Linked DNA regions of Homo sapiens: region 2 is linked to region 1. Evidence: chromatin loops called from intact Hi-C (ENCODE). Cell type or tissue: ascending aorta. All regions are shown on one strand. Each heading gives the region's core, and the rest is flanking DNA. Links, peaks and the distances in the headings are about the cores only.

The links. A loop is a pair of places that touch in the nucleus more often than their neighbours do. Peaks named below come from ENCODE experiments on the same cell type or tissue, not always from the same donor. Only the 100,000 strongest peaks of a DNase experiment are listed, where the experiment ranks them.
Region 2: a loop joins it to region 1, with 2.6 times the contacts of the local background. A loop is called at or near these places in 3 of 110 quality-filtered maps.

Annotation. Positions count from the first base shown.
Region 1 is chr9:110,740,086-110,750,817 of GRCh38, reverse strand. MUSK (muscle associated receptor tyrosine kinase) reads right to left here. Exons shown (of 15, transcript NM_005592.4): 7 at 3,018-3,177. Among named protein-coding and RNA genes, the nearest start is that of MUSK, 77 kb to the right of the region's middle. In ascending aorta, for the core only: no CTCF peak of the experiment used is centred there; DNase peaks (open chromatin) are centred at 4,852 and 5,717; H3K4me3 peaks cover 453 bases; H3K27ac peaks cover 3,962 bases.
Region 2 is chr9:110,891,861-110,902,592 of GRCh38, reverse strand. All of the region lies in intron 5 of LPAR1 (lysophosphatidic acid receptor 1), which reads left to right. Among named protein-coding and RNA genes, the nearest start is that of LPAR1, 140 kb to the left of the region's middle. In ascending aorta, for the core only: no CTCF peak of the experiment used is centred there; DNase peaks (open chromatin) are centred at 4,491 and 6,805; H3K27ac peaks cover 5,000 bases.

The sequences.
Region 1 (10,732 bases), core at 2,878-7,877:
ACTTCTTATTTAGGATGCTATAAGTAAAACACCCCACAGGGATCCCTTACTCCAACATGGATGGCAACATTAATGTGAAAATGGTAGCATGACAAGGTTGGGCAGACAGCAGAACTGAGTTAGCAAGCCCAAATCTCTCCTGAATTCTGTATGCCTTGAAAGTGATCTAGAAGTTGCTTCAGGCCCTGTGAGGAGTACTGAAGGAGCTGAGTTGGAATTCAGCAGGCCAGCCACAGGGCCACAGTAGGGACAGACAGGGAGACCTAGCTTCTGAGGTTGCAGAGCAGAGTGTAGACAATGGCATGATGAAGGATTTGGCTGAGATGCAGAGGGCTGTGCTGCTCCAAAAGATGTCTCAAACAGGCTAAGCCAGCCAGGGAGGTCCCCTGGGCCCTAACCAAGCCAAGAGATAAAATCACAAGTTCAGCTGCAGACTTCACTAGAGATCCGGGGGTTAGCAGTGGTGTGGGGGGTGTCCAGAAGACACCACTGCCTAAATACAAATCCTCTTCTCCTTTGCCATCTAGGGAAAGAGAAAGAAGGAAGAAAAGGGAGAAAGAGCTCTGGCACGGGTATCTTTGAGTGACTGAATAATGACCTGAAATGAGACTCTCCTAAGATTAGTAACATTAGTATTTTTCTTCTGCCAGTGAAAGTGCAGGTTAAATTAAAGTAGATCAGTTTATTTTCTTGGATGGAGTATTCATATTTAAATGTGATTCTCTCTCTCTCTCCATGTGTGTGTATATAAACACACATACATACATATATGTTATATAAATATATATTGATAGATTTTTATAAATATATGTTTATTTAACAGTAGGTCTTGATCAAATGTCAAATAATACAAAGACAGTGAGACCAGAATAATTCCAGGTAATTCAAAGGCATCAACATTTTTGAGTATTCTATTATCTCCTGGACCTTCTCCTGTTCATATGCTTTGTGTTTATATATTATTGCTTGTCCTGGGCACCTTTCAAAATCAGACACATCTGAACTCATCCTTCTAGCCCACTGCCATTTTCAAGCATTTGCAAACCTTATTTCTATCCTGATTTGTCCTGTGCATCTCTCCTCTTCCCTTTGAACCAATGCTGCTGCTGCTGTTCAGACCTTCATGACTTTTTGAGACACCTGGAAGAGCCTCCTGACAGCTTGCCGCACTTCTCAACCTCCTAACACCTCAGCATCTGTTAATTTGCTAGAGGATATATCTATTGCACTTATTTCTTCTAAATCATTAAATGACTTCTCATCAATGAAATAATATACTAAACCTATGCAGGCTCTTCATAACCTGGCTAGAGCCCATGTTTCAACTTTTGTTTCCACTTTCCACCTCCCTGCTGTCTCTCTCGTGGTCTAGCCTTGACCACTGATTTGCTGTTTTTTGAACAGGTTTGAAAGGTTTGACTTCAACCTAGTCATCTCATATCCACATCTTCTGCTCCAATGATACCTCTTTTCCAAGGATTCCCTGACATCCTGCCTCTCTTGTTCTGCTGTTGTATTTTGTGTATGCTTCTGCAATAGAATACAGCCAGTGCCATAATATACGTGACTGACTGACTTCCTTCTAGATGCAGAGTCCCTGGAAGGCAGGACCCATTTTTAAATTAACTTTTCATCTCTTACTCTACCCAACACAATGGGCGTCATCTAGAGTATTTGATAAATGCATGTAAAAGTGCTTTATAAACAGCAAAGTGCTATGTAAATAGTAATTCTTATTACTATTTATATTATATGATTATACTATTACTTATTATGTGATATTATTATTATTTGTTAAATTGAGTTGAATTTACTTTTAGAAGACTTTTCATTTTCTGGGAGAAATAATTTCCCACCTGTGGAAATGCTAGAATAACTGATATGGTGTCTGAAGACATGGTAGGCAGAGATATCACTGGGGGGAGAAAGGAGAGGGAACCTTAATTTTGAAGTCTTCCTTTTCCTTCATAGGCAGTCCCAGAGGGCCAGCCTTGTCCAGTGCTCCTTATCATTTATCTGTGGTTTTTATTCACCTCATATTACAAATCACAGACATTACTGGAAAGTTCCCCATCAGGGAAGATCAAAGAGGTGGCACTGTAATAAGAAACAGCAGGCTGTGGGGAGTTGGCCCTAGGCACAAGCTCTATCCGTGCTTGCCTTACATGTCAGGCCAAGCACCTCTCTCCTGACCCTTGAGCCCTAGGCACGCTATGAATCTAATATGCCTGGCATTTCCTGATACAGGGATTATTTCCATCTCTAGGAATTCTATAAATGTTCTCAGAAGCCTTTGGGACATTTACATTTTAAAAATAAACCTTTAGAACTCAACACAAACATCCTAGAAATCCGTGTGTCAGCCTTTTTCTTGAAAACACCTGTAAGACCTGCTGTGGCTTGCTGAAGCAGGGAAGGGAAAGACCACAGGGATCATGCTCACAGGTAAAAATGCCCGCAAGAAATAGCCATGCAGAAATTGGCATGACCATGTTGAATGTCTGCCAACTTTCTCCATGAGAGACTTGGAAAGTTTGATCAACCAAAAGAGAGAACGAGGAGTGGGGAAAAGGAAAGGAAATTAAAGAAAAGGAAAAGAGGGAGGGAGGGAAGGGAAGAGGGAGGGAGGGAAGGAGGGAGGAATGAAGGAGGGAATAAGGGAAGGAAGGAAAGAAGGAAGGAAAAAAGGGAGCGAGGGAGGGAAGGAGGGAGGGAGGAAAGAGAAATGGAGAAAAGGAAAAAAGATAAGAAAAACAAGAAGGAAGGAAGAAGTGAGTTCCTGGAAGCTGTTACCTACCACTTGGGTAGGTATTGAGGATTTAGTTTTCCAGGCAGCAAATCTGCCAAAATCCATATCTAGGTCACCTCCGGAGTATCCCCATGGGGGAGGAAATAGCCCAAATGCAACTGAAATAAGAGATAAAAGAAAAGGGAGATTTTCTCCAATGCTCGATATTGTAGAATAGTATCAACTCTCCCCTCTCCTGGAACAACGCAAATGTGAAGGGGCATCCTACCTGCTATGCTGATGGTGGCTGCAGCCTTGGCAGTACTGAACTTCTCCCCATGCTTATTGGTAGCTATGCATGTGTAGAGTCCTGGCTTGGTGATAAACAGCTGCAGTCTTGAGTCAATCACTCGGTCTTTCACACTCTCTTGAATGGACCCAGAAGAAACCTGACAGAGTAAAGGAAAATAAAAGAACTCAGTCAAGGATTTCCCACTATACTATGTCAGTAGATTTGAAGGGAAAAGCATTAAGATTATAATCAAGTGCATGTGGTACACTGCAAACATAGCCAAAAGATTTTCCCTCCCTGTGTCCATGCCCTTGCAATGTGACTTTGTAGCTCTTCCCTCAAGAAGTAGCATTTTCCTCCATAATTTGAATCTAGATTAGCCTTGTGATGTGTTTTGGAATGAATGAGCAGAAACTAACGTTCTTGCACATTGTGGCTTGCTTTCTTGTTTATGGAACCTGGGACTGCCTATAAACAAGCAAGAGCCAGCATGGTAGAAGATGAAACACACCTGGCCCGTTTATCCCCTCTGCCCCAGGTGGGAACCAACAACAACCATCCAAGGTACGCATAAGGCTATTCTGAACCAACTACCACCTTTTCAATCTGCCGATCACAGGAACTTGACCAGCCAAGATCAGGCAGTCCTGCCCAGCAGCAAAACCAAATCAGCAAAACCACCCAGTTGAACCACAGACTTGTGAGCACTAATAGTTATTGGTTTAAGTCACTAAGCTTTGGGCTGATTTGTGATACAACCATAGATAACCAATACAAGGCATGAATTATATACGGTGTGGATCCTCTGATATATGTCTTCAGTGTCCTACAGATGACAGTTAAGTATGAGAGGTTGCAGACTTAAGGACTTATTTTCATAACTCCTGTTCAGTTCCCCATAAATGCATGTCAGATAGGTGGATGGTTGTCAGGAAAAATGGTTGTGAAGCCAAGTCTGTCTCTGAGGCATGACATACATAATACATACATAATACCTCAAGGTCACCGAAAACATCCTTAGTAGGAAACAGAAGCAGTTTTTAAACTGCCTGACCTCTCTTCTCCTGGACTTCATCCAGGTGTTGAAATAGTTCAACACGTCAGGAAGTTCATGCAGGAGGTACTACTTAAACCAGAAAATCAAATGTCCTTAAAGAGCCAAGATATCAATGCAATATTGACACACAATTAACAGCTTAATTTATACAAATGCATATATATTAGTCAACATTACTCCAACTCTGTAGGAAAGATAGCTGCCCAGCACATTTTACAAGGTTGCATAGTTAGAATTTGCATCCTAGCGTGTCTGACACCAAAGCCTATGCTTTTAATCATTATGTTACAGTGCCTTCCCTAGTCCTAGAAGAGAGAACAAATGAGCAGTCATTAGAAAACAAGAGTAACAACTACCTTAACAAATCAACCAACCATGAACAAAATACATATCTGACAAATGTCATTGTTAAGGTGGTGGCATTTTTTTTAAATGGTGGTTCTTTTTTCACTGTTTTCTTGAGCACAATACCACCTTTTCAATAACTAATCTTTAATTAACGCTGCTTATATCAGGGAAACATGATGCCAATTGAGGGAAACTGGAGTGAAATGACAGTTAAGGAATCAGCTGGTGTTATGCTTTGACTTTATCTTAAAGGAGTGGAGGTACGTCCCATGTTGGCCTGAGCTTGGCTGCTTGGCTGAAAGAGATTCCTGTGTCCAGTATTAGGGAATGAGGCTGAGAATGAGACATTTTGGAGCCAATTATTTTATTGTGTTGCATGAGAAAGGATTTTCACAGTTTGACTAGCCAGGAAGAAGAAAGCTCTGAGGTAAGGCCAGCTTTCTTCCTAGCTGCCAGGTGGCTGGCTATCCCTGGCACCAAGCACTGTGTAGCAATCATGCAGTGAACGTTTGTCCAACTAGCTTTTTATTCTTTACCTTCAGTACTAGTCTCAATTCTTATGATAAAAACTGGCTTATGTGAGTATCAATTTACCTTCACTGGGAATCTTTCCAGGTCAGATCAAGTATTGTGGCATTTTCCCCAGATGAGCAACCTAGACTCTATAAGAAATTTACAAAGTGAAGAGAAAAATGTTTTTAAGAGACATGCACTCAGTTGGGAATTCAAACTAAACTCATCATTATCATATTTATCAGAAGTGCAATGTCTCATTGTATGAGTATCCCAGTTAGATCAAGGGGACTGAAAATATTTGGACTCCCTTGAATTTTAATACAAAGCAACAATAAGAAAAAAAGCTAAAGACCCCAAGCCTCTATGCTCAATCAACAGACTTTATGTTATTTTGTATTTTATATTTTGTTTATATATCTCTTTCCAGTTTAGATAAGCAAAAGCAGAACAGTTTGCAAAATCCTTTGGAAAGACAGTTCCCTCCTGCAAGAAGTAGGAATGTGCAATGCCTTAGAGACAACTTTGAAGCAAGGAATCTCCCCAAATGTTGCCCTAAGTCCCACTGTTTTCATGTTCACACCTAAGAAAGTCATTCTTAAACACCTCCTCAAGGTCACTGAAAACATCCTTAGTAGGAAAGAGAAGCAATTTTTAAACTGCCTGACGTCTCTTCTCCTGGACTTCATCCAGGTGTTGAAATAGTTCAGCAAAGAGACCAACACTTTAGGAGGTTCATGCTTGAGTACAAAGTGACTCCTGAATGCTTTTCCCCCTGCTTCCAGAGGCCTTGCTTGATTCAGTTTGTGACTCACGCACAGCAGGCCCCATTAGTCATAGTTTGAATTTGTTTTTCTTTCTTCATGGATGGTTCTGATCAACAGTTTAGTATTTTTGATGATCTGAAAATAAAAACAAATCCCTCTGCCCTCCATTTTGATATTTTTTCGCACCTCAGGTTTCAAAGATCAAAGGGGTGGGTCCAGATTAGTACTGTGAGCTTTTACCAAGGTATGCCTAAGCAAAACAGATTACTTAATTGAGGTGACTACGTCTGGTAGTTACAGGAAATGCATGATTTTCTCCAAGTCACTCAGGTATATGGACCTGAGGGAGCTGGAGACACAGCTCCCTGCTCTGGGTGTGATGTTCTGTCTTTCTAAGTTAGCTGTAACTATGTGAGGAGATGGACTTGTTAATTTGCTTGACTATAGTAATCATTTCACTGTATATGTTTATCTAAACATCATGTTTTGTACCTTAAATGTATACAATAAAGATCACAATAAAACTTTTTTTTCTAAAAAGAGGCAGTAGGATAGGAAGCTCTATTAAATAGGCATAATAATTCATGCCTGACATAATGTGTGTAAAAACTCTTTGAAGGTGATTGAGCAGTTATAGACCTGTGGAGTACTTCTTAATGTATCATTAATACATTACTAATGCGGTCTTGAGAGAATCCACCCCCAGCTATGGATAATCCGATAATTTTATGATTTGACCTTAGCTAGGGAAGACCTCTGAAAGGTATTCTGGCCTCAATGGCCCTGTCTTGCAGATAGTTCCAGCTGGCTGGAAATATCCTGTGGAACTGTTAGAATATGGCCCAGGGCCGGGTGCAGTGGCTCATGCCTGTAATCCCAGCGCTTTGGAAGACCAAGGCAGGCAGATCACGAGGTTAGGAGATCAAGACCATCCTGGCTCACATGGTGAAACCCTGTCTCTACTAAGAATACAAAAAGTTAGCTGGGCTTGATGGCACCCACCTGTAGTCCCAGCTACTCCAGAGGCTGAGGCAGGAGCATTGCTTGAACCCAGGAGGTGGAGGTTGCAGTGAGCTGAGATCGCGCCACTGCACTCCAGCCTCATGACAGAGCAAGACTCCATCTTGGGGAAAAAAATAAAAAAAAAAAAAAGGATGTTGCCCAGTAGGGTTCATGTTTATGCAGTTGTAATAATGTCTGTTTATGAATCATAGAAAAAGGGATAATAAACCAAGAGACATTTCCATAGTTTTTCTGATTAATGTAGCCACAAATATTAATTAGCCTCTTTCAAACTGGCTGCTGAATTATTCCACATAAGACTTGTTACATGTAATTATTTTGGTTTACACAGCTAGTAAGATAAAAGGACTTCACAGGTCATATATTTTAAAGCAAAACTACTGCCTCTTAAAAATATGTCTAAATATAGATATGCCTCCCTTTAAGAAAATTCTAAAAGACAACCTTCAACCTAGGTGATTTGGCTGTTTATTTTATAAAATTCTTCTAACAAGTTAAAATTATTCAACTTCTACAATATTTTAGAAATTATATTTATTGGACAAAGCAAGAGGGACATGAAATTTTTCTATATTTTTTAGTTGCATGCCAAAATAACAGAGATATTACTGGTATAACTATAAATAAATCTGGTTATAAAAATACAAATAATTTTCTTTTTAAAAAGTAAGCTCTGCTCTTTCCATGCCAAACTACTATTTCCAAGATTGTAAAACAAAAGGAATGTTACTATTCACTCTGAACTTCATCTGTGAATTCAGATTTCCACAAAAAATGCTTGGTATTTCCATAGGAGGAAAGCAAGATAGTTTCTAATCACTTTGGGACACGTTGCTGGACTTTCTCCTGCTCTTTGGCTCTAACTGTTAAGGGTTTTGGTTCACTGGCAGGTTCACAGCAGGGGAGAAAGGGAGCACTCACTTCTTTCAGAGTACCCATTGTACTGAGCAGCGTGCTATGGCATTAGTTTACTAACTCGTAGTGAGTGAAGAGCCACAGTTCAAACTCTGTTTCATTCTGTGCCAAATATCTCCCAGCTCTGCGTTCGTCTTTGTTCATTCCACCAAAAATGATATCAGGACTATAGGATTCTCTGTGTTCTCCTCCATGGGATTTCTGGTTTGCAACTTTTACAACATTAAATGCCTGACATTGCCTCCATGTCCTGTGATTTGCGTCAATGTGGACAGTCATCTTGATTTCCTTTCAGACTTGGGTAGAATTACCAAGAACTAAACTTGGCTCTAAGAGCAGCACACACTCTCTGACCGTAAGAACTGCGGATGTACTTTTGCTTTCTTCCTGGATGAAAGTCACTTTGTTTGTTTTATTCCTGTTTTAGAATCTGAGGTGATAAATCTATTTTGCCTTTCACTTTTTGTGAGTCACATGTTGAATGAATAAGTTGGGGTCTCAATAAGGCCTCAACTATCTTAAACTATCCTACTCTTGTTATTCCTAAACTTCGACAGAGAATAATCATTTATCTTCCATTTATAACCTCATATGAATCTTTTGAAAATACTAGAAATTTAAAAAGTATATACCTTTCCATTTTCTTTATTACTATTTTTACATAGACAAATTAGTGAAGTTATATTGTCAGTCTCCCAATTTTATTTTGTTTATTTTTTGAGATGGAGTTTCTCTCTGTTGCCCAGACTGGAGTGCAGTGGCGCAATCTTGGCTCACTGTAACCTCCACCTCCTGGATTCAAGTGATTCTTCTGCCTCAGCCTCCCAAGTAGCTGGGACTACAGACATGTGCCACCACGCCTGACTAAATTTTTTGTATTTTTAGTAGATACGAGGTTTTCACCGTGTTAGCCAGGATGGTCTCCATCCTGACCTCATAATCCTCCCACCTTGGCCTCCAAAAGTGCTGGGATTACAGGAGTGAGTCACCGCACCCGGCCCAGTCTCCAAATTTTCTTAGGATGTCTTTATACTCCCTTGACAGGCTTAAGACTATAACAGTTTCCACAGAGGAGCCAAAAAACACATTGACAAATAAGAATCAAATTTTAAATGACACTTGAAACGTTCTTAGAGAGGTAAAGAACAGGCACTCCAAGTTACTTTATCATAACTGGACAAAATTAGAGAACATTAGCCCTGATGTCTCTAATTATACCATTAGAGATCATCTTTGACAGCCACCTGACGTCTGTGTTAGTGTAGATAGATATGAGAAAATCAGTGTCTGAGTTGTAAACGGACCCCAAAATCACATTAACTAAAGAGGGGCATTTACAACCTCAGTCTTCCAACTCCCCATCTAATTCTCATTCTACCATGCCTCAAGTTACAAGCTGGAAAAGCACGTTCATTTGTTTGTGTACTGTATTTGAAGGGATGTAGGATAGACAGATAAAATGAAACAATTTTATTAACAAATTACGAAAAAAATGATTTTGTTCAAGTAACAGAAAAAAGACTTCAGCGAAAACAATAGTGAAAGTGACAATAATAAATGAATTATATGACTTGGAGGGTGCCATTGCCATAAGACATTCTTTGTTATTGGGGTAGCCATAGAATTTGGCATTTTTTTTCCTGTTTTACAACATCCAACTAAAATTTCACACATTGACGCACTTTGTTCCCCACTTCCTTCTCTCCCTTTCCCTTCTTCCCTTTCTTATCTTATGTCCTAGTTCTCACCTTTTGGGGCTACAGCCAATCAGTCTTCCTAGGGCACCCTGCTTTAGAGAGACAAGGGTGGGGCCAGGTACAAGTATAGAGCAAAGCATTAGTTTTTGAAACTCCTTTAAAAAAATTTAGACTTTTAATTTTTTTTAGCTTATTGGTGGTATAACTCACAAATAGAAATTGTATATATTTAAGGTGAACAAGGTGATGTTTTGAGATATATATGTATATTATGAAATGATTACTGCAATCAAGCTAGTGAAGTATCATCTCACATGGTTACCTTTGTGTGTGTGTTTTGAGAACACTTAGGATCTACCCTCTTAGCAAATTTCAAGTGCGCAATACAGTGTTGTTAGCTGTAGTCACCATATTGTACATTACATCTACAGTACTTAATTCATCTTGCATGACTGAAACTTTGTACCCTTTGATGATCATCTCCCCATCCTCCCATCCCTGACAGCCACTATTCTATTCTGTGCTTCTATGAGTTCAACTCTTAGATTCCACATATAAGTGAGATCATTTGGTATTTGCCTTTCTGTATCTGGCTTATTTCACTTAGCATAATGTTCTCGAGGTTATCCATGTCGAGACGCCTTTGAATAAGGGTTCAGGCCCGGGAAACTTCACTCCCAGTCTTCCGAATGCTCTTCCCTTCTATCTTTCTGAAACTGTAAGTTGTTTAACTTTATTTAAAAGCAGTATACAAATTAACTTATTACATGGAGATGCCTCAGGGTTACCATTCTTTCATGCCGCGAAATGCTTCTAAAGCCTACAGTATGCCAAGCCCTAGTGACAGGGTAACTTCCTGCTTTAAGGCTATCTGTTTTTTAGTTTTTATTTTGCTCCAGAGTATTTGCCTTAGTTTTAGTCACTGTTATTTAATTTAGAGGAAGAAACCTTATAATGGTCTATAAAAGAGAGGAATAAAAACTATTTTGGAATGAGAACTGTGTTATGAAAAAACACTCTGGGATTTTTGGCGCTCATCATTGTAGGCACAGACACCAGAAGTGCACACACAAGGAGAGAAAGCCCTGTGAGAATACAGGGAGATAACCATGTGAAGCCATCTGCAAGCCAGGAAGAGAGGCCTTACCAGAAACCAACCCTGATAGCACCTTGACCTTGGACTTCCAGCTTTTAGAACTGTAGGAAAAAAAATTCTGTTTTTTAAGACACCCTATCTGTGGTATTCTATTATGGCAGCCCTAAATACTAATGTAATCCTGGAGAAGAGAAAGTCATGAAGACATGAAATAGTTCAAGTCCATGAAGGAATGTGCCTTGGATTGGGTAGAAATTATACTTAATATCATTTGAATTATACCATAAGGTTTTGCC
Region 2 (10,732 bases), core at 2,000-6,999, 150 kb before region 1:
CTGAGACTGGGTAATTTATAAAGGAAAGAGGTTTAATTGACTCCCAGTTCCACATGGCTTGGAAGGCCTCAGGAAACTTAACAATCATAGTGGAAGGGGAAGCAAACACGTCCTTCTTCACAAGGCAGCAGGAGAGAGAAGTGCTGAGCAAAGTGGGAAAAGCCCCTTATAAACCCATCAGATGTCGTGATAACTTACTATCACAAGAACAGCATGAGGGTATCCACCCCCATGATTCAATAACCTCCCACCAGGTCCCTCACAACGCGGGATTATGGGAACTACAATTCAAGATGAGATTTGGGTGGGGACACAGCCAAACAATATCAGCATGGCTCCTGCTCCATTTTCCCTGGCTAGTACCGCTGGCCAGCCTGGTAGTATCATTGGGACTCCCCTTTGGTCTGAGTGGGAATGAGCCTATTTGGGCTGGCTACGAGATTGAGGCTCTAGAAACACTGGGCTTGGGTGACCTTCTGTGAGGTTGTGGGTTGTAAGACACTGTCACTGTGACATTCCTCTGGTTGTAGGGTCTCTAACCATTTCACCTTTTGGAGTTCTCTGGCTTCCTTTTGTGTTTTTTTTCTAGGGTTTATATTTATACTTAGCTGGGAGAAACAGGGAAAAAGTATCTGTACCATCTTGTCCAGTCCAGAATTCTTGTGCAGGGACTATTTTTGGGTAGAGTTGGGGTCGGAGAAGACCCTTAAGACTACTCATTATAGAAAAAATGAATTTAGTTAGTGGCTTTGTTTCAGTAGAAAGTTCTCTATTTTTCTACCTTTCATAGTTCCCTGTAAACAAAACTGAAATGCAGTCTACCTGCCCTCTCTCTTCCCCCTACTTCGTAATCATGCTGTGATATGGTTTGGCTGTGTCCCCACCCAAATCTCATCTTGAATTGTAGCTGCCACAATTCCCACATGTCATGAGAGGTACCTGGTGGGAGGTAATTGAATCATGGAGGTGGGTCTTTCCCATGCTGTTCTCATGATAGTGAATAAGTCTCACGAGATCTGTTGGTTTTATAAAGGGCAATTCCCCTGCACACACTCTCTCTTGCCTGCTGCATGTAAGACATACCTTGCTCTTCCACCATGGTTGTGAGGCCTCCCTAACTATATGGAACTGTGAGTCCATTAAACCTGTTTCCTTTATAAATTACCCAGTCTCAGGTATGTCTTTATTAGCAGCATGAGAACAGACTAATACATGCTGCCTCTATGGGCTTCAATGAGCTGAAGTTCTTACATCTTTAGGAACGTGGAGGAAGAGTTAAAGCCTCACCTTCAGTTTTGCTACTCTTGTCGTAGTGGGAACGTGAGTCAACAAATACTCTATCTTTAGGCCACGACTTCTCCTTCTGCCTTCTTCCTAATCGCCTCTTGTCAACTTCACCAAGCTTAACTTCACAGGCTGGGAAAAATGAGCTTTTAAAGACAGTTAGTCAAATCTTATATGTCAAACTCAAAAAGGGAAAGAAACTGTAAGTGTAAATGCCATCTGGCTTTATTTACTCATCCGCCCCCATCTCAGAATCACTTTGAGCAGATGCATGCTTTCACTCTGAAGAGCAGTTTATAGGAACAGATTGAAGAAAAGATTTGTTTTAAACATTTCAGCACGATAATTAGATTCAATTAAATTTGTCACTAAGTATTCTGTAACTTAAGATGCCCTAGCCCTTGGCACATATGAGCAAAAATCTAAAAAACACAGGGAAGGTGCTGATGAAGGTTTTGGATGAGGGTTCAAGTAGCCAAATACTACCTTCACTTTTGAGATAAATCTAAAAGAAAATTTTTAAGGTAGTAAATATAACTCTGTAAAATACAAATAGAATTCTTAAATTTCAGGAAACACCCAAAGATTCAGAAATGAATCATATTTCCTCATTTGTTGGGCATTTAAAATGTAATTTTATACTAGTGATAGCAACAGGGTCAAGAAAGCTTGGGAATGGTGCCAGAAACTGTAACATTAAAAGTAGAAAAACTTGGTTCTTCCTTAGATGAATTTATGTGTGACTAGAAATGCTATGAAATGTTCTCAGGTAGGAAAGTACTTGCGGCACAGAAGAAAATCCCTGTTCTCTAGGATTTTGGGGGAGAAACTTTATCTTAAATTATTCTAGGTATGAAATCATTTACAAATGTAATTTTTATTTTAACATGGTGGGAGTGAGAAATACGGACCACTAAAGATGCTCACATCCTTATCCCTGGAACAAAAAGATACTTTTCAGATGTGACTAAGTTAAAGGCCTTGAGATAGGGAGGTTTTATGCTGGATCATTGGCTTTGAAGAAAGAGGAAGGGTCCATGAGCAGTGGAAGCTTCTGGAAGCTGGAAAAGTCAAGGAAACTGATTCTTCCCTGGATCCTGAAGAAAGAATTACAGCCCTGCTAACACTTTGATTTTTGCCTAGCAAGGACTCACATCAGATTTCTGACCTCTAGAATTATAAGATAATAAATTTGGATTATTCTGAGTCACAAAGTTTTGTGATAATTTGTTACAGCAGAAATAGAAAACGAATACAAATAAGTGAGTTATTTTTAAGAGGGTTGCTATTTGTCTCATATAACTTTTTATGTAAAAGCATTATCTACACCACTGACTTTGCCCCTAGGAAAACATTTGGCAATGTTTGGAGACATTTTTGATTTTCACCATGGGGGCATGGGGGTGGTGTATTACTGGCACTGAGTGGGCAAAAGCCAGGGGTGCTGCTAAATATCTTACAATGGAATGACCAGTCCCACAAGAAAGAATCATCTAGCCAAAATAGAGAAATTCTGAGCTAGGTTAATTTATGTACTCAAAGCATACTCTTGCTACCCAAAGTGCTGTACATGGATGAGTAACATTAGCATTACCTGACAGCTGTTAGAAATGCTGATTCTCAGGTCCCACTCCAGACCTACTGAATCAGAATCTGTATTTTAATAGATCTCTGGGTGATTCGTGTACACATTGAAGTTGATAAAGCACTGGTCTAGGTGACTTTCTCTTGCTTTCTTCCTCTCCCTATCATTTCCTTTCTCCTCCCTTGCTACTCCCTGCACTTACGGTTCCCATTTAGCTACGTAAATGCCTTTCTTCCCAGCTTCAGTTTCTAGTCTCCTCAAGCCAGGTCTGTGTATTATTTCATCTCTATATTCTCCCAAAGACACTGACTACATTGCATTGCACAAAATAGCTGCTTGATATTATTTATGGATCGAATGAACTTCTGAAAATTCTTGATGTAGATAATTTTCATTTTAACTGAATGGATGGCTGCCATCATTTTTACTTTGTAATTGAATTCAAACATTTCCTAGAGTGTCAACTATGAAAAAAGATAGCCATTTCAAATACCTAGAAATTTCATAGTAAATTGAAGCTTCCTAATGATTTCACAGTGTGAAGAAGAGAACTCATCCTAAATATCCTATATTCTGATTCTTGATGTGTAACAAAATGTAGCCAGTATTTCCATTCTTAACATTCCATTCTTAACATTAATTCTCCAGAGCAATCATTTGTGTAATGGAATAATTTGTGTTGTATTTTTAAAAAAGAATTAGCCGATGTTTGTCCAAGGAACCTAAGGGGATTATCAGGTTTTTGGTATTTATCAAAATCTGTTACTTTATATGATGGTTACAACTACAAGGAATTATCTCATTTTTTTTCTTTGCACGAATGCAGTGAAAACACTCATAGGATGTTTTGGAGTTAAGGTGACACACATTACGTGAAAGGCCTGATTTTATGAATACTGCATCTTACAGCAAAAATAAGAATTCACTGCTACAGAAAAGGAGCAAATTAAAAATTCTAGTTTAGTTAGCCAGAGATTTCTCAGGCTGTAAGTGATCTCCTTCATTTTGTAGATGAGGAATTTGAGGCCTAGAGAAGTTGGTGCTAGTCAAAAGATCAAACCGTTGCATGTTTTGTGGAAAGGACAATATTGGAGGCTTGCTTTTAAACATAGCTGTCTTCATCTCGTGAACGTGTGCTGTAAACCCGATGACCCTTGAGGGCCTTGCAACTTTTGAAACATTTTAAATCCGGTTCTCCCACTCTAAATATAGCGTTCTTATAGTTTCATACTGACTCTCTGTAGACTATTTCTGTCTGGAGAAAAGGATGGGTAGGTGGATGGAAGCTGTCACTACAATACTAGTACAAAAGTTAGATTTAAATTCATGTTTCTTTGCACACGGTAATCTACATAAAAAAGTTTTTACTTCATATGTAGATGAATAAAAGTGCCAAGTTATATTAATTCTCTGATAAAATAGTTTTGTAATTCCAAAGCTACTGGGAAAAGTCCAACAGACACATATTTTTTAAATTTCTAAAAGCAAAACTAGCACTGGAAAAAATAACTTGGTCCAGAAATATTGGTTTGTATTGCTTGGAATTGTAAGCATTGTGTTGTTTTAAGGTCCTTTTTACCCTTCAGGATAGAGCCATGGCTTTCACTGGATTCCCAGAGGCACCAATGTCACAGAAATGAGTCACTAGTTTTCTCAGCTCTTGAAATACGTATCTGAAGACCAGTGAAAATCTGACTTGTCAAGACTATGATTCTAATTACTAGGGTTTCTTGAGCTCACTGTTTTTGCTATTAAATATTTTCTTCCTTCCTCCAGAAATTCTGTGTTTGAGGATTTTATGTATCCCTTGTGAAATAATCCCCAGATAATGAAAATTCAACAATACAAAGTGATGCAGAGACAATGATCCTTGACAACAGTAGTATAGATATCTGCTCATTAAAAAAAAAAATCAAAGGCCTTATTTTAGTCTATATCTAGTTATTTTTTTCTACTTTTCAATGTTTCTCCCTATCTTTCTAGAATTAGTTCTCCAGTTGTCTTTTTCCTTTTACCTTATGTTGTTTTATCTTCAAAGACAGAGTGATGGAGCTTAGTAAGGATGCTATGATTTGAAGAACACAGATGCCTCTAACTTATGGAAGAGGAAGCCAAATGCTGTTCCACATTCAGATAAACAGATGAATGGATGCAAAAGTTTCTCCCTATAAGATGTGTTTGTAGTTCTGATGCATAAGAACTTTTCCAGCATGCTAAGGGGGTTGAAAGGTACTGTATTAGTTTGTTTTCACACTGCTGATAAAGACATACCCGAGACTGAGCAATTTACAAAAGAAAGAGGTTTATTGGACTTATGGTTCAACATGGCTGGGAGGCCACACAATCGTGGAGGAAGGCAAGGAGGAGCAAGTCACATCTTACATGGATGGCGGCAGGCAAAGAGAGAGCTTGTGCAGAGAAACTCCTGTTTTTAAATCAGATCTCATGAGACCCATTTGCTATCATGAGAACAGCACGGGCAAGACCCTCCCCCATGATTCAGTCATCTCCCATGGGGTCCCTTCCGCAACACATGGGAATTATGGGAGCTGCAAGATGAGATTTAGATGGGAACATAGAGCCAAACTATGTCAGGTAGGAAGGCAGGATTCAGGAAAATAAAATTCTCTGTCTGATTAAAGAGTTCACTAAATCACGCCTGTAATCTCAGCACTTTGGGAGGCCGAGGTGGGCAGATCATGAGGTCAGGAGATCGAGACCATCCTGGCTAACACGGTGAAACCCCATCTCTACTAAAAATACAAAAAATTAGCCAGGCGTGGTGGCAGGCGCCTGTAGTCCCAGCTACTCGGGAGGCTGAGGCAGGAGAATGGCATGAACCTGGGAGGCGGAGCTTGCAGTGAGCTGAGATCACGCCACTGCACTCCAGCCTGGGCAACAGAGCAAGACTCCATCTCAAAAAAAAAAAAAAAAAAGATTTCACTAAATAGTTGCATATTCAAATACAAGTCACTTAACTCACCCCCTCCCAAATTTTAAGTCATGCTTCAGTGTATTATGTGTTTATTACAAGTTCATACGGTGCTTAAATCCTAGTCTTCAATCTAGTAACCTCACTATGGGTAATCCTTAGTGTACTATTCTTGTGGATCCTTTCCTTTGTTTTTCTTGCCTACTTAAGTGTAGGGTTACTTTCTAGATCATACCATGGAGTAGTACAATGGGGAATGTCTTAAAAATCAAATACTTAAGTGCAAAACACAAAATAAGGTGTAATTCAGTAACAATCAGACTAAGCAAATAAAAAACATTCTGAGTTGCCTTTTAAATGTTTCAAGTGTGGGTTGCCCCTGATAAATTTAATTAGGCATCATAAAGAGATAACATATAAATGCATTTAAAAGATGTAATTGCACCTCAAAACTTTACATAGTTAAAAATCAAAAGGCCACAAATGACCTGAATAAATAGCAGGAGTCTGAAAAATAACTGTCAAAAAGAAAATTGTCAGCAATGTTTTTGAAAATATAATGAGGGCCCTAGAAAGTACGCAGCATAGTCAAAAATCTGTCGTGGTAACAAGAATAATTATGAGCAGGACTTGAGGTTCTTCATTAGCATCATATACCTGGATTAAATGGAGCAAGTACATTTCTCCCTCTGATCTAAACTGGAAGCGAGCACTTTACTGGTTTACAGCTAAAGGAAGACAAAGGAATTGACCCAGCTTACATCTTCCCTAACTAAGTTTTTCACTCTGTAAGCCTGATCTGATTAAGATTTTTGACTAAGAAATGAATACGAAATGGATGGGTAAATGGCATGAGAAGCAAGAGAAATGCCCAGGTGTCCCAAAGGCTGTCTTTCCATTCTTCACGTGGGGCCAACATGAAGCTCCTCTGGGCTGCATCTGGTTCTCTTTTGTTGCTACTTTATTTCTTAGGAAAATTATTTTTATTGTTTTTTAGCCAGAACTGTTCTGCAATGAAATTCTCTCAGCGCTGGCCTTTGCCCAGCTGCCCAGCTGTTTCTGGAGGGTGGGGTCCAATCTTACCGAGGTGGCCAGAGTGCATCCAGCTCCGAACACCCCCCAGTCAGTGCTGTTGTCTGATAAGTCTCCAACAGACCCTCCTGAACTGTGACCTGTGAAAAATAGAAATATGAGGCCTGTGTGTTCACTCCCTAAAGAGTTCCCTCCCTGGCTTATCTATTTTCCTCAAACATCTCAACTAGGTCAGGCCCTGTCATTAAAAAACAAGTGGGTCTCCCCTAGTTTCCCGGCTAAGAAGATCTGGCCTCTGCCTTAGGCCCTGACTAGGGGGCCCCGTGCTGCAATAACTGGTTGTGCAGCCCACCCAGCCTAGTGGCCAGGCCCCAGTGTCTGCCCCAGAGAGGAGAGGTTGGAGCCAGCCACCCAGAACCTTTGCTGGCTATGCCTGGCTGTAGCAGCTGTTCTGGCTATGCAACTCTGAGCATGCTCAGAGTGGGGCGTCCAGTACACCCTGTCTTCCCAGGCTCTCTAAAGCCAGAAGGATTTCATTCTTTTCCAGAATGTGGTACTTTAGCAGGCTGAGATAGTCCATTCCTCTTAGAAATTGTTCCCCTCTACTTGAAGGATAGTAAAATAAAGGACCATTTAAACTTTTAAACTTGACTCTTACCTCAAATTCTTTTTCAAATGAGATTGGGTCTAAAATTAAGAAATTAAAAGCAAATATTCATTTTATATTCTTTTTTTATTTTTTAAGACTAGGTCTTGCTTTGTCATCCAGGCTGGAGTGCGGTGGTGCAATCATAACTCACTGCAGCCTTTACCTCCTGGGCTCAAGCAATTCCCCCACCTCGGCCTCCCATGTCGTTGGGACATGTGTGCACCACTGCATCTGGCTGATTTTTTTTTTTTACTTTTTCTGGAGGTAGGGTTTCAGCTCGTTGCCCAGGCTGGTGTTGAACTCCTGGGCTCAAGCGATCCTCCTGCCTCAGCCTCCCAAAAGGCTGGGATTATAGGTGTGAGCCACTGCACCTGTCCCTTATTTTTAATTTTAAGCAAAAAGAGGACTGACTCTGAAGTTCAAGAAGTCATCAAGAAATGCTGATGGGTTACTTCAGAATTGTTTCAGATTAAAGGACAGCCTGGTGTCACTCTGTGACTATGGTAATGGCATAGTAGGGAATACAGCTTCCCACTTTGCTATCTCTAGGTTAGGAGAACCAATAACAGTTCACCCAAAATATCCACATTTCTTGGAGGCTTATCCTTTGCGTATTCACTGAAGAAGGAAAGGAAAGAAATGAAGGGAACCCATTAGGTGGCCCTGTGCTTCGTATTCCATTTGCAGTGTCTCATTCAGTCCTCACAATAGTGCTGAAAGTAGATCATATCCTCATTTGACAGATAAGGATATTGAGGCTGGGCAAAAGTGAATAACTTGTCCAATGTCCCATATGCAGTAAGGAAAAGAAACAGTATCTGACCTCAGGTCTGTCTGTCTCTTTCCTCCTATAAAAGATGAATACATACCTTTAAAGTCCTCCAAGTTACCCAGCCTCGGAGATTAAAATAAATTTTATTTCCAAGATATCTCTATTTTTCTTCCTCCCCGCTAACTAGCTTCTTAAGTTCCCATGTGAATATTGTCATTCATTTCCTTAATTATTAAACATGTTTTGTTTTAAACTGGTAAATAATGTTTAATAAAGGTTTTATTATTATTTTAAAAACATTTTTAATGAAGTTCTTTCCATTGAAGCATTTCTAATTTATTCTAATGAAGCATTTCCAAAGAATAAAGAAAAGTAATAATTTAGGGTTGGTTATCTACATCAATATCATTATCAAAGTCTACTGTCTGTCCTTCCTCTTTTTTCCTCCGTCTTAGACCAGGGAGCATAGTAGATGAACATCATGCAGGCCAGCACACTGAGGCTACGTGTAAGCAGGTGGGAAGATTATGTGCATGAAACAGACAGTCGCATACCACTTTTGGTTACAAACACTTGCCCTGGATGAGAGCAGGAATTGAGACCACGTTTGTGTCCCAGTGGGTTCCAGGACTTTTTTTCCATCAGTTTCCACCCTGTCCTGGACAGGCTTAGAAAAACATGTTTCTTACCAAAAAAAGTTACAAAAACAATGTTTACATTAAAATTCAAAGTCCATGCAACTGCCTCTGGTTCCTCAAGGTAACTACTGCCAATGATTTGGTGTGTATCCTTCTAGACATTTTTTGTAATGCACATAGGGTATATATACATATAAGTACCTATAGCAATTTTATAAGTGACCTGTTGTACATGAGGTAACTTTATAGACTTAATGTAATGTGCGTATCTTCCCATGTGGGTAAATATGATAGAGCAGTGCCAATCTGCTTAATGGCTGCTTACTACTCCACTTATGTATACTATCAGTGGATATTGAGATAGTTTCTAATTTTCTACCGTTATAAATATTTCATTGAACATTATGTGGTTGTATTTTTATATGCTTCTTCAAGTATATCTGGATGACACATTTCTAAAATGGAATTGTTAGGTAAAAGAGGACATTGTACATTTAGATAGATATTGCCAAATTGCCCTTCAAAAAGATGGTCAAATGACTCTTCTATCAACAGTATATGAGTGTGTCCATTTATTTATTACCATTATGTCACTAGTAAGAGCATTTTAAATCTTTCCCACTGTGCTACCTATTCTTTTTAAGATCAGAATAACACATTTAATACTGATGAGCTTTAGTTCTGAAGCCAAAGCGCTTGCTAACATTTCATCCCTGGATCAACAGACTCAACCACCCAGCCACAGATATTGCTGGACAATCATGGGTTTCCCCAGTAAGGGTGCAGCCTGCACCACTAAGCTTATTGAGTGTTTTTGAGCCTGCCTGCCTGCATGCCTGCCTGCCTGCCTGCCTGCCTGCCTGCCTGCCTGCCTTCCTTCCTTCCTTCCTTCCTTCCTTCCTTCCTTCCTTCCTTCCTTCCTTCCTTCCTTCCCTTCCTCCCCTTCCTCCCTCCCTCTTCCTTCCCTTTCCCTTTCCCTTCCCCTTTCCCTTCCTTTCCCTTCCCCTCCCCTCCCTTCCCCCTCTCTCTCTCTTTCTTTCTTTCTTTCTCACTCTGTCAACCAGGCTGGAGTGCAGTGGCATGATCTCAGCTGAGTGTAACCTCTGCCTCCCAAAATCAAGCGATTCTCCTGCCTCAGCCTCCTGAGCAGCTGGGATTACAGGCACACGCCACCTCGCCTGGCTAATTTTTGTATTTTTAGTAGAGATGGGGTTTCACCATGTTGGTCAGGCTGGTCTCAAACTCCTGACCTCGTGATCCACCTGCCTCGGCCTCCCAAAGTGCTTGGATTATAGGCATGAGCCACCGTGCCGGCCTGAGCTATGACCTACTTTCTACAGGAAACTAGAAGAAGAAACTAAAGATAGTTGGTGCTGGCCTTTCTAGTGTTGGTCAACCTCTTCCTCATTCTCTCTCTCTGTCATTCTCTCTTTCCTACTTTATTGAACTATAATTGACATATAACATGTTGTTGCATATATTGATAGTTTGTTTCTATTACAGACTAGTATTCCATTGATTGGAAATACTACTGTATATTCACCTGTTGATTTGTGGATGGACTTTTGGGTTGTTTCTAGTTACTGACTATTACAAATATTTTGCTCTGGGCATTTCCTACACATCTTTGTGTGGACATATTCTTTCCTTTCTCTTGGATAAATATTGAGTAGAATGGCTGAGTCATATGATATGTGAATGTTTAACTTTTGAGGAAGCTGCCAAACTGTTTTCCAAATAATTAATACCATGTTACATTTTCACCAGCAGTGATGAAAGTTTCAGTTCCACTATATCCAAGTCAACATTTGCTAGGGTCACTCTTCTAAATTGTAGACAT